Regions from separate parts of the Homo sapiens genome. Here all the other regions are linked to region 2. The links are chromatin contacts, found by Hi-C or POLR2A ChIA-PET in ENCODE. All regions are on one chromosome and are shown on one strand. The core of a region is the stretch at or near the end of the contact, and the rest is flanking DNA. Distances in the headings are between cores, read along the strand shown. Region 1 overlaps SEPTIN6 (septin 6). Region 2 holds the start of STEEP1 (STING1 ER exit protein 1). Region 3 holds the start of SLC25A5 (solute carrier family 25 member 5).

The links. Hi-C counts contacts between places; a loop is a spot of excess contacts on that map. ChIA-PET counts read pairs that join two places held with the same protein, here RNA polymerase II (POLR2A). Pooled maps may share reads with other maps.
Region 1: a loop to region 2 is called in a pooled map, with 2.9 times the contacts of the local background. The contact joins the enhancer-like site here to the promoter of STEEP1 in region 2. A Hi-C loop is called at or near these places in 5 of 50 pooled maps. POLR2A ChIA-PET finds 5 or more read pairs at or near these places in 7 of 52 experiments (B cell, GM10248, H1 and 4 more).
Region 3: a loop to region 2 is called in a map of CD4-positive, alpha-beta T cell, with 4 times the contacts of the local background. The contact joins the promoter of SLC25A5 here to the promoter of STEEP1 in region 2. A Hi-C loop is called at or near these places in 11 of 168 maps with a recorded cell type or tissue (B cell, CD4-positive, alpha-beta T cell, CD8-positive, alpha-beta T cell and 6 more), 14 of 37 single-sample maps with no recorded cell type and 27 of 50 pooled maps. POLR2A ChIA-PET finds 5 or more read pairs at or near these places in 16 of 52 experiments (A549, AG04450, CD4-positive, alpha-beta T cell and 11 more).

The regions. Positions count from the first base shown.
Region 1 is chrX:119,665,675-119,669,734 of GRCh38, reverse strand. The region is part of intron 2 of SEPTIN6 (septin 6); the gene reads left to right. Among named protein-coding and RNA genes, the nearest start is that of MIR766, 21 kb to the right of the region's middle. RefSeq lists an enhancer at 3,522-3,611. Within about 2 kb of position 2,359, at least 5 of the 41 ENCODE cell types and tissues checked have a DNase peak (open chromatin) inside an H3K27ac peak, as active enhancers do; they include B cell, where a contact is called at or near this core.
Region 2 is chrX:119,562,815-119,566,940 of GRCh38, reverse strand. It overlaps STEEP1 (STING1 ER exit protein 1), which reads left to right and starts at 1,532. Exons shown (of 7, transcript NM_022101.4): 1 at 1,532-1,709. The coding sequence starts at 1,586.
Region 3 is chrX:119,465,236-119,469,693 of GRCh38, reverse strand. SLC25A5 (solute carrier family 25 member 5) reads right to left here and starts at 1,250. Exons shown (of 4, transcript NM_001152.5): 1 at 1,068-1,250; 2 at 1-33. The coding sequence starts at 1,178. It overlaps SLC25A5-AS1 (SLC25A5 antisense RNA 1), which reads left to right and starts at 574. Exons shown (of 1, transcript NR_028443.1): 1 at 574-3,661. RefSeq lists silencers at 461-700, 1,191-1,570.

The DNA of each region.
Region 1 (4,060 bases), core at 1,110-3,609, 100 kb before region 2:
AGCAGTGGTGTGCTGGTCAACGTCACAGCCCATCTCAGGAGAAAAACTGTTGTGGTTTGAAGCATCTGCTGATTTTGTTGGTGTCATTACTCCTGCCATGGCTGCTGTTAAGCTACCAACATGACATCACTGCACGTGGGCTTGGGAAGAGATGCAGGAAGCGGACGAGCCGGCTCCAGCACACCACTGCCTGCCAGGCCTCTGCAAGATCAGGAAGGAGAAAGGACAAGGTCACAGAGCCAGGCATAACCTTGTCCCTTTCCATAGGCTTCCTTAGCCAACCGGAGTTCCTGGAATGTTTCCTTTTGGGCACCTCCCTGTTGAACTCAGAGACGTTTCTCTGGGTTCAACATTCAGAACTGGAAGAGACTTTAGGTCCACAAGAACAGGGATTGTGGCTATCTTGTTCATTGCTGTATCTGCAGCTCCTATAACTGTGCCTGGCTCCTGTTAGAGTCTTTGTAAATACTCGTTGAATGACTGAATGAACAAACGTATCACGCCTATGCGTCTCGCTAGAGCACATTGGTTAAAAGCATGGACTCCAGCGTCGGCCTGCCTGGATTCAAATGCTGGCTCTGCCACTTACTAGTTTGTGACCTTGGACTAGTTACTTCTTCCACATTTTATTTTATTATTACTAGTTTTCAAAATAGACCTATTATGCTAAGTGAAGTAACTCAGGAATGGAAAACCGAACATTGTATGTTCTCACTCATAAGTGGGAGCCAAGCTATAAGGATGCAAAGGCATAAGAATAACACAATGGACTTTGGGGACTCAGGGGGAAAGGGCGGGAAGGGGGTGAGGAATAAAAGACTACAAATTGGGTTCAGTGTATACTGCTCAGGAGATGGGTGCATCAAAATCTCACAAATCACCACTAAAGAACTTACTCATATAACCAAATACCACCTGTCCCCAAAAACCTATGGAAATAAAAAATAAAACAGAGACAGGGTCTATGTTGGTCAGGCTGGTCTCGAATTCCTGGCCTCAACTGATCCTCCTGCTTCAACCTCCCAAAGTGCTGGGATTACAGGCATGAGCCACTGCGCCCGGCCCCTCCACATTTTATAGATGAGGAAAGTAAGGTGCAGAGATGCTGAGGAACTGGTGCAAATTTACACAGCTAGTAAGTGGCTTGGTTAACCCATCTATAAATTGAGGACAAATAGTAACATCTTCCTCATGGGCTTGCTGTGAGGAATAAATAAGAAAATATATGTAAAAAACTTAGAGCAGTGTCTGTAAACAATAGCTGTTATTACCAACGCTCTCATTTTATAGAAAAAGAGACTGGGACCCAGAGAGGGGAAAGAGCTCAGTTCATGTCACAAAGTAACTTAGTGATAACCTGGCTAGAAGTCTTTTCTTTTTCTTTCTCTGTCTCTCTCTCTGTCTCTCTCTCTCTCTCTCTCTGTCTTTCCTTTCTTTCTTAGACAGGATCTCGCTCTGTCGCCCAGGCTGGAGTGTGGTGGTGAGATCTCTGCTCACTGCAACCTCCGCCTCCCGGGTTCAAACGATTCTCCACCCTCAGCCTCCTGAGTAGCTGGGATTACAGGAGCCTGCCACCATGCACGGCTAATTTTTGTATTTTTAGTAGAGACGGGATTTCACCATGTTAGCCAGGCTGGTCTCCAACTCCTGACCTCAGGTGATCTACCCGCCTCGACCTCCCAAAGTGCTGGGATTACAGGCCTGAGCCACCGTCCCGCAAGAGCATAGTTTGAAAAAAAACATATTTCGTAGTACTCATATATGTTTTAATTTTTTTTAAAACTATTGTTTCCAGAATACTATCTACATTAAGCAAAGTGAGATGAAATCCTCTTGGCTGGTGGAGCATGCGTTAAAAACCTTACTATCCACTTGGAGGAGCCCTGGGAGGGCTGGGGGAGGAGGAGTGAGAAATTGACCCCTCGGGACTCCTCAGGTTTCCTGCTGGAATCGAATTGCCAAGTCTCCACCTTCCTGCAGGGGTGTGGAATCTGCTGACCTGATCCCAGTTAGGTCACGTGTGCCTCCCCCTCACAACACACTCACACTCAGTACTGGGCCCAGGGCAGCCGTGGGAGGGGCAGCATCCTAGGATCAGGCTGGGTCTGTGCCAGTCATTGACAGAAAGCCTCCCCGACCCCCAGGCTCTACACTGATGGAAAACTGGAACAGGAGCTCTCGATAGCCATAGGATGAGCTCGCTTGATTTTCTGCCCTCTCTACTATTGCATTTATCTCAATTCCCTAGACACCCGGGTGTTCTTTTCTTCCAGACGTTCATTATTTGGCATCTAATTTCCACAGCGCTTTTGTGCCAGCAGGCATTTGGGTGGTCATTTCTCCTGCTGTTCCTCCCAGCTCCCTGTCCTGCCCTGCCCGGCCCCCATTCCTCCAGCTGTGCAAACAGGGTGGGTCCCTCAACGCTGCGGTGCTGCCCCTGAGGCCTTCTGTGTGAACCTTGGGTTAGGCACTCTCGGGGGTACTGGAAGATGGCCCATCTCCTGCTCTCTGAGAATTCTTAGGATCGGGGAGCCAGGGTGCCCACTCTGGGTGCTGGGGAAACAGGACCCCCACTCCCTAGGAGCTACAGGGCATTCGGCAGGGAGCTCATGCAACAGAAGGGTTTTGGGAGTTGGGGGTAAGGATGGTTCTGTTCCATGTGCTCCCTTCTGTTCCATGGGAGGGAGTTGGGGGTAAGGATGTACATGGAAAATTCATCAGGCACATAGGAAGATGAGCTAAACTGTAGCTCAAACCTCAGTGCCCTCGAGAGGGGAGGTGAGTTAGGATGTGGGAGCCACACTGTGTTCCCACCTCCAAGGTGCTGGCCCCGTTTGCAGTTAAGGTGCACCCCAACTTTGGGTGAGGTGGGGTGTGATACATTCCACTGCTTGGCCAAGTCTGCCACCTCCCATGGCAAAGGCCCCACCTCATAAAATTCTTCTTGGGACCCAAATACTTCCTGTTCCTTTAGGGGAGGAAAAAGGGGGCCTCTTCTTCAAGAGTCTTTGCTGCTAATGGATATAGCAGACCCTGGCTTGAAACATGATCTGTGTGAGGAACCATTTCCCCACACTCTGGCAATTTACCAAGTTAGTCAGACCTGGCTATGAAATTGGGCTGGGGGGCCGGGTAGCCAGACTGAATTGAATGTTCTCCTTGTTCTCCCTCCCTCTCCCTGTCTCCCTCCTCTCTCTTATCTCTTCTCTCTCTCTCCCTTCTCTCTGTCCACACACAGAAAACTCTCATCATACACAGATATTTTAAAAGGCACCTCCTGCATTCATAGCTCATTATTTGGGATAAAAGAAGCAGGCTAGACACACCCAGAGTGGGGAGGGGAGATGGAGCATTTTCAGTTCTGCATCATGTAGCTCTAACCGTAGCCCTGAACCACCCTGCAGATGTGTGCTTTTGGTCGCAAGGCGGGGTTTGGCAGGCCACAATTTGCCCAATGCAAACCCAGTCCCGACTGTGAAGAGAAGTCGAGGCTCACATTCCCCCTGGGTTGGGGAGAGGAGAGGGAAAAACAGGGATGATGATAGCGGAATAAATGGGAGAGTAGTCTTTGTCTTCAAAGGGCAGGCCAGAGTAATTAATGATATCCTCTCTTCGAAGTGCCTGCCTCTCTACTGACTCTTTTTTTTTTTTTTGAGATGGAGTCTCACTCTGTCGCCCAGGCTGGAGTGCAGTGGCGCGATCTCAGCTCACTGCAAGCTCCACCTCCTGGGTTCACGCCATTCTCCTGCCTCAGCCTCCCAAGTAGCTGGGACTACAGGCACCCACCATCACGCCTGGCTAATTTTTGTATTTTTTTAGTAGAGACGGGGTTTCACCGTGTTAGCCAGGATGGTCTCGATCTCCTGACCTCGTGATCCACCCACCTCGGCCTCCCAAAGTGCTGGGATTACAGGCGTGAGCCACCGCGCCTGGCCCTCTCTACTGACTCTTTAATTCCTGGTATTCCTGAGTCACTTGGGGTGGGCTGAGGGGTCAAATACAGCCTGGATCTGTAGAGATTATAAGCAGCGCCCAGCCCAGTTTGTGGCCTCATATCAGA
Region 2 (4,126 bases), core at 283-2,782:
AAAGCATAATTTGCTAAGATGTATTACAAATATGTATGGAGCAGAAAAGGTTTAGACAAATGTACAATACTTGTCAAAATGTAAGTTGTTTAAAATCCTGTAGTTATTAATTGTATTATTAAACAGCAGGTACTTTGCAACAAACAAACAAACAAACTTGAATCTGTCTTGTGTTATTCTTGACAGTAGTGTCAACAGTGAAGTTCAGCTGGGCGCGGTGGCTCACACCTGTAATCCCAGCACTTTGGGAGACCAAGGTGGGTGGATCACGAGGTCAGGAGTTCAAGATTTTAGAAAATTTGAATTTGAATTTGAATTCAAAATTTTAGAAAATTTTCTAAATGAGAAGAACCCCACCCTTGACCACTATTATTGAACATGAATAGTTTTAAAAAATGGCTTTTGCCATAGACTTAGTAATGTTCCTTAATGAATTTAACCTAAAATTACAAGGCAAAACAGTGTTTATACCTGAAACCTGTACTGCAGTAAAGTCATTCAATGACATCCCACATTGTTTGAATCACAAACAGTGTCAAGGTGCTTTAATCACTTCTCGTGCTGTCAAAAGTTAAAAATCCAGATTTATATTCCCACACAAATTTGCGGTGGAAGTATTCTTGTACATGAATGTTCATAGCAGCATTATCTATATAATAACCAAAAAGTGAAAACATCCCCGTTGTCTGCCAATTGATGAATGAACAAAATGTGATATATCCATATGATGAAATATTATTCAACCATAAAAAGGAAAGAAGTACTGTAACATGGATGAACCTTGAAAACATTATGGTAAATGAAAGAAGCCAGACAAATGGCCACATATTGTAGGATTCCATTTATATGAAATGTCCAGAATAGGCAAATCCATAGAGATAAAAAGTAGATTAGTGGTTGCCGTGGGCTGGGAAGGTGGGGGATGTGCGGGTCGTGGTGACTACTAATGGGTATAAGATTTCTTTTTGAGATGATGGAAATGTTCTGGAATTAGTGGTGATGGTTACACAACTTTGTGAATACACTAAAAAACACCCAATTACACATTTTAAAAGGGTGAATTTTATGTTACGTGAATTATATCAACTAAAAAATAAGATACCTAAAAAATTATGTACTCATCTGGAATAGTCATTAAAATCACAATCATATTTAGAAACACACCCAAATCAGTATCATATATATATATATATATATATAATATAAACTATATAATGCATAGTCCTTTATTTAGCTGGTCTTATATATACATATGTGTATATATACATATAAATGCATGCGTTATAGAAATGTAAAGAATTTATATAATATTAAGGGTGTTGTGAGAAAGCCCACCAATCTTCATTGAGAAGTGACTCCCAGATCACAGGAGTCCCAGCTAACTTGGCCAAGACAAAGTAGGTTCTGGGAGGCTCCAGGCGCACCCCCGTATATCTTAGCCTGATAGGACAGCCCGGAAGTTTATAAGACTTCTGCTAACACGTGACCAGCGTAGCCACAAGGAAAAGGTGCAAGGCGCACTCGTGACGTCATTTCGGGGCGACCCTCTTCTTGGCGTAGAGTTTTCAGATTGCTCTTGGGAATCATGCCGAAAGTAGTGTCTCGGTCAGTAGTCTGCTCTGACACTCGGGACCGGGAGGAATATGACGACGGCGAGAAGCCCCTCCATGTTTACTACTGTTTGTGCGGCCAGATGGTCCTAGTGCTGGGTGAGTAGCCGGGAACTGCGGGGGCGTCTGCAAGGAGCCAGACTTCGGGTTCTTGAAGGCGAATTTCCTCTGGCTGTGATCTGGGAGCCACTTCTCAACGAAGATTGGTGGGTTTTCTCTCTCCGACTAAATCCTCCCTACGCATCCCCGCCCCACTCCAGGGCATTTTTTTTTTTCCTGCTTTTTGTTTAGCCTTGTGACTCTGTATCCAGACCTTCCTCAAAACTAAACTCCTTCAGGAGAACAAAAATAGAAACACAAACATATTGTATTTCCCTCTTAATCCACTGTCTTCAAAAACTACTGCCTCTAGAAGCTTTATAACTTTTCTGCTGGATACCAAGATGCTGCAGTTGCTCTTACCTCACAGCAAACGAAAATAAAACCCTCCCTCGATCCTGTATTCCCCTCCAGCTATAACCCCATTTCGTTGCTTCTTTTATAGCAAAGCTTCTCAAAAGAGTTGCCTATATTGGCTGTCTCTGCATCCTGACTTCTAATTCTCTCCTGACCTCACTTCAGGTAGGCTTTCCTTCCCACCTCATCATCTTAACCGTATTTGGCTCCATGTTAACAGTTCTAGTGGTCAGTTATCAATGTTCATTTTAATTCTGTCAGTGGCATTTGACAGAGGTAATCATTTCATTCCTTTTGCAACATGTTTTTTATTTGCTTCCAAGACTCCATACTCACTTGATTTTCCTCCTACCTCGTATTTCCCCCCCCCCTTTTTTTTCAGATGGAGTCTCACTCTGCTGCCCAGGCTGGAGTGCAGTGGTGCAATCTCGGCTCACTGCAAGCTCTGCCTCCCGGATTCAAGTGATTCTCCTGCCTCAGCCTCCCGAGTAGCTGGGATTACAGGCGCCCGCCACCATGCCCGGCTAATTTTTGTGTTTTTAGTAGAGACGGGGGTTTCACTACGTTGGCCAGGCTGGTCTCGAACTCCTGACCTCGTGATCCACCCGCCTCGGCCTCCCAAGGTGCTGGGATTACAGGCGTGAGCCACCGCGCCCAGCCTTAGATTTTTCCCCTTGTCTGGCTCCCTTTTCTCTCTCAGACTTTTAGGCATTCCAAGGCCCTATAGCTCAGTACTCTCACCTGTTCTCACTCTGTACCCACCCCCTAGGTGATCTCATTCATTCCCAAGCTTTAAATACAACTGACATGCTGGTAACTCCCAGATGTTCATCTTTAACCTGCACCTCTCCTGAGACTCCAATTGCCTATTCAACATCTCCACTTGAATGTCTAATGGGCCTCTCAAATATATCGTGCTGAAAATTGAGTTCATGACCCTCTACACCCCCTCTCCAATTGCTCCTCTTATAGTCATCCCTATTGCAGTCAGTAGTACAACTATTCATCCAGTATCTCAGACCAAAACCTGGAATCAGTCTTGACTTCTGTCTGTCACGTACCTTACATCTGTCCAGTCCATCAGGAAATCCTGCAGGTGCTTTCGTGAAAATGTATGCAGGATCTGACTGCTTCTTACCACCTCCATTCCTTTTTCTTTTTGAGACAGAGGGAGTCTCACTCTGTCACCCAGGCTGGAGTGCTGTGGCGCGGTCTCAGCTCACTGCAACTTCCGCCTCCCAGGTTCAAGCGATTCTCCTGCCTCAGCCTCCCAAGTAGTGTGCGCCACCAGGCCCGGCTAGTTTTTTTTTTTTTCTTTTTTTTTTTGAGATGGAGTTTCGCTCTTCTTGCCCAGGCTGGAGTGCAGTGGTGCGATCTCGGCTCACTGCAACTTCCACCTCCCAGGTTCAAGCGATTCTCCTGCCTCAACCTCCCTAGTAGCTGGGATTACAGGCATGTGCCACCACGCCCGGCTAATTTTGTATTTTTAGTAGAGATGGGGTTTCACCATGTTGGCCAGACTGGTCTTGAACTCCTGACCTCAAGTGATCCACCCACCTAGGCCTCCCAAAGTGCTGGGATTACAGGCATGAGCCACCACGGCCGGCCTACCACCTCCACTTCTAACACTGTAGTCCAAGCTACTACCATCTTTCACCTGGATTGGCACAATAGTCTCTTGCTCTCGTTGCTTCCACTCTTTTCCACATAGTAGCCAGAGTCCTGTTCAAAACCAATGGTTTCATATAACACTGAGAATAAAACCAAAGTCCATCCATACCAAGACCCTTGATCAGGCCTGTGGCTACCTCTCAGGCTTCATTCCCTAACAGTCTTCCTCTTGCTCATCGCACTTCAGCCACAGTGGCCTTTTTGCTTTTTCTCCATCATGTCAAAAGTGTTCCTGCCCCCCAGTGCCTTTTTAATTGGTATTTCTTCTGCCCCAAAAACTTTTCCCTCAATCCCTCCCTTACTTCATTCAGGTCTCTGCTAAAATGTAATTTCCTTAGAGAACCCTTCCCTGATTACCTTATCTAAAACAGCATCCCTGTCACTTTGTC
Region 3 (4,458 bases), core at 1-2,500, 97 kb after region 2:
ATCTGCAGTGATCTGCTTGCTGGCATGCTGCACCTAACAGACAGGAAGGAAGCCAACAGGGACAGTTATAACCATGGGGAAGGGAAAGAGAAGAGCTTATGCCATCTCGATCAATGCCCTTTAAGGTAGGCTCCCCTCTCTCAAATCTAGTCTTCGTATATCATACTGGCTGGACCCTCCCAACCCTCTGAGGCTGTCACAGGGGAAGAGGTGATCTGCACCAGTAGCATTAAGCCTCCACCCCTCTGAGTGGAGAGGGGGCATCCTCCAGCGGACCCGTGACCTTCAGACCTAGGAGAAAGGTCATTACCTCAAACCCAGGTTCAGAGGCATTAGGGCGAGTCCCACATAGGGCGCGGTCACCTTGGGGACCGCAGCCTACGCCTCAAGTCTCCTGAGCTGCTTCCGTCTCGCTCCGCCCCCACTCCGCTCCCAGAGGTGACCCGAGCGCCGCCGCCGCCAGCCCTACACGCTAGCCCAGGAGCGCCCTCTAGAGCCGGCACTGGAGAGCGCGCGGCGCAGGGAGGCAGGCGGAGACGCGGCGGCAGCGGCCGCGGCTGCGCGGGGGCGGACGTAAAAGGCACACGCGCTTCCCGGCGCCGGCTTCCGGCCCGGCGAGGTTTGAGCGCGTCCGCGGGCTGGGAGGCCGCTGGACCCGGGCGCATGGCCTCCCCCGGGCAGTTATCTCCTTGCCGCGACCTTGAGGTCTTCGGTAAGAACTGGCGTTCCTCTTTCTAACGCCGGCTTTCGGCCTTCGCCCTTGACGCCCAGGCCCGGGGAGGCCGTCACTCAGAAACTGCTCCATCCGAGTCCGCCGCCTCGGAGATGCCGAGAGCCTGGTCCTGCCCTCTGCCCCCGGCCCCTTCCTAGACTCACTACTTCAGGTCACTAAAGGCGCCTCCCACCAGTTTGACTTCTGTTCTGCCTCTGCGCCCCGCTCTGGCCTCTCCTAAGCCGCTTCCCTGGCCATGTCTTTAGAGTTCGCTCCCCGCCACCCCTCGGGCGCCCGCCTTCTGTGCGACCCTTCCCCCCACTTCCTGGTTGGGCTCCTGGATCCCAGGACGTACCTGCAGCAGCAGCTTGACCCGCTCGATGGGCGCTACCGCCGTCTTGGAGATGGCTGCGGCCACTCCACCTGCCAGGAAGTCCTTGGCGAAGGACACAGCGGCATCTGTCATGTTGAAAGAGGAGGCAGACTGCTGCAGGACGGGACTGGGCCGGGAACCGGCTTTGACTCCGGCGCTGCGGGGCGGAGCGAAGCAAATGGCCGATTTATATAGGGGGAGCCGGAGCTGGAGCGGCAGGCGTCGGAGGCGGGGCCGGGGCGGGGTCTGGGCCCCGGCGCGCTGGGCGGCAGAGCCGCTGAGTGGCCCAGCTCGCAGGAGGAGGAGTCGTGGAGGGCGGGCCGGGACTGCTCTCCGCGCCGCCCGTGCTCGCCCTCGGCACCTGACCCGGCGAGAGGAAGGGGCGGGTCCAGAGAACACCCGGGACTTGAACGCTGGACCCTGAGAGAGGCCTCGGAGAGGGGAGGAAGGGTGAGGTCACGATGTGCCTGGACAAAAACCCTTGGAGCAGGACCAGGACTAGGGTGAGACGCATTTGCTACAGGGATGCCAAAAGAACCCTTCAGTCATCGAGATAAACAGTAGTCAATGCGATACTTTAAAAAAGTCGTATGGGCAAACTACATCCTACTGGCCGGCCCCCTTGTTTTGTAAATAAAGTTTAATTGGAGTGTCAAGGCTGGGTTTAGGGTGAGGCAAGCGAGACAAGGTCATGCAAGTGCAGGTTGGGATCCTGTCTGTATTTCAAATGTTGATCATTTGTTCATCATGGATTTTTGCATTGCTTCTGATTTTTTTAAAATAGTACATGAAAAATCATTTGTCTTAATTACTGAGTTGTTTTTCACCAAGGTGAATGCCTCACTCTTCCCACTCTAGACCGTGTGCTGTCCTGGAGCCAGTGAAACCAGACGAAATTAAGGGAACAGCAGACGAAGGAACTGCCACCGTGCCCCAGACCCTGGTTTGCAAATACAGTTCGACAAAGATCTTGCCAGGAATTGGCCTGGGAGAGTCCAAAGGACTGGGCTGGGGGTGGGGAAATGATTTTAGCCAGAAGACAAATATAGAGGTTGTACCCAGAAGGTTAAGAGGCTTAGGAAGGTTAAGAACTACGTTAACATTTGGCTCCCAGGACCCCAGGTAAAGTGCCCTTGGATTGAATAGATTTCTGAACTCCAGAAACATTTAGAGGAATCAATAGAATTAGATTGGCAGCCATTGTGCCAATGGACAAGTGCTTACTGAGCCCCTTAATCCCTTCACTGGGTAAGCATTTGCCACACATGTCCTCAAAAACCTACTTGTTAGCTTAAGTGGACTCCCTCAAGTTCAGAACAGGAGCAAATAGTGTAATCACAAGTTCCGTGTCTGAATAATCATAACAATGTTTATAAAAATAAGGACGACTGTTGAAAACTGCAACTGCAGCTGAACCTTATGTGCCCAGACTTCAGAATTCCCATAGGCAAAATGCCAGCAGGCCTTTGCACACTGAACACATAGTGTTCATATCCTTCACTTTCCTTTCCTGCCCTCTCCTATCTTCTCCAGATCTGCCTGTGAAAGGACCCAATTCTAGGACCCCCCAGGATGGTTAGGCCCTTCCTCTGAAAGTACACTTTGCAATTTGTTAGTCTCCTCAAGAACCCCAGCGATCGAAACTGATGCACACAAATTGCATGTGTTCAAAGGAGCAATTTTGAATCTAGCTTTGTTGATCCTGGGAGAAATCTTTGACCTGTGTTAGTGAAAGGCTATGGTGTTTCTCAGCTGATTATAATAGCGAGGTAGCTGAATGCAAAAAAACAGTTTCAGAGAATGGTAGAGTATATCCTCCAAAGGTGATACTCGCTTCTCTATTCTGGTGAGAGAAACAAGAGCTAAAGCAAAATTCTACAGAGGGCTTTATTTGGAGAGAGGTGGATTTTATTTATAATGCATTTAAAATTCAAAATCTTTCTAGTTTGAACTCTTGACATTCTGATTAATGCATTTTTATTCAACTGTTAATTATTCCTCGATACACCTCGCCATCACTTGTGTATCCCTTTTCTACATGTGACCTTTCCCTGGCCACATCTGCTACTCTCTTTGAGCATGATGCCTCTACTGTATTCTATTCCAGAGCTCATTGTTTTGTCAGTTTTTTTTCTCTCCACAAAAAAAGATGATCAAATAATTACATAGAATTTTTCCCTTCTCAGTCTTTGGGTAACTAAGTGTGGTTTTATTGACGATGAAATACAAGATGGGTCATTTAAAAGCAACTTCTTGTCATCACTTGGTATTTTGCTAAATCCACGGTGAGCTGGAGCTCCCGTAGTCACCTATCACCGCGTGTATTTTAAGGAGTCAGATATTCTCGAAACTGTTAAGATCATGAAAGACAAAGAGACTAAGGAACTGTCACAGATTAAAGGAGACTAAAGATACTTGACAACTGAATGTAATATATGACACTCAACCGGCTCCTGTACCAGAAAAAGGACATTGGTTATATTGGTGAGGTTTGAATATCTGTAGATTACCAATACTATTCTTGGTTATGGTGGTTATGTAAGATTTAGAGAAGTTGAATAAAGGATATAAGGACATTTTTGTACTATTTTTGCAACATTTAAAAAAGTCTGAAAGTTTAAAAACTTTTTAAAAAAGAAGGAAAAAGAAACAAGGAGCAAGCATCCAGGAAAATAGAAAATAGAGTCTCATTCTGTCACCCAGGCTGGAGTGCAGCGGCACGATCATAGCTCACTGCAGCCTCAAACTCCTAGGCTCAAGTGATCCTCCCACCTTAGCCTTCCAAATTGCTGGGATTACAGGTATGAGCCACTGCACCCAGCCGAGAAGAATATTAATGATGATGATGATGATGATGATGATGATGTTGATAATGATATATGGCTGGTCAGTTAATCAAAACTAATTCCTCCATTGAGACATAGTGCTGTGTTAGTAATTATTGTGTTTCTGGAAGCTATGTAAAATATAAGTCTAATTAAGAGGAACTAAAGCTAAGGCAATGCCTAGTAATTCTCAAGGAAAAACAAGGAAGAGAGTCAGAAATGACACTTTTAAGGCCTCAGATATCTATGTACCAACACCCAGAATATGGGTAATAAAGGGAATGTAATTTTTTTTTTTTTGAGACAGAGTTTTGCTCTTGTCGCCCAGGCTGGAGTGCAATGGCGCGATCTCCGCTCACTGCAACCTCCACCTCCTAGGTTCAAGCGGTTCTTCAGCCTCAGCCTCCTGAGTAGCTGGGATTACAGGCACGCCACCACCACGCCTGGCTAATTTTTGTATTTTTAGTAGAGACAGGTTATTACCATGTTGGCCAGGCTGCTCTCAAACTCCTGACCTCAGGTGATCTGCCTGCTTTGGCCTCCCAAAG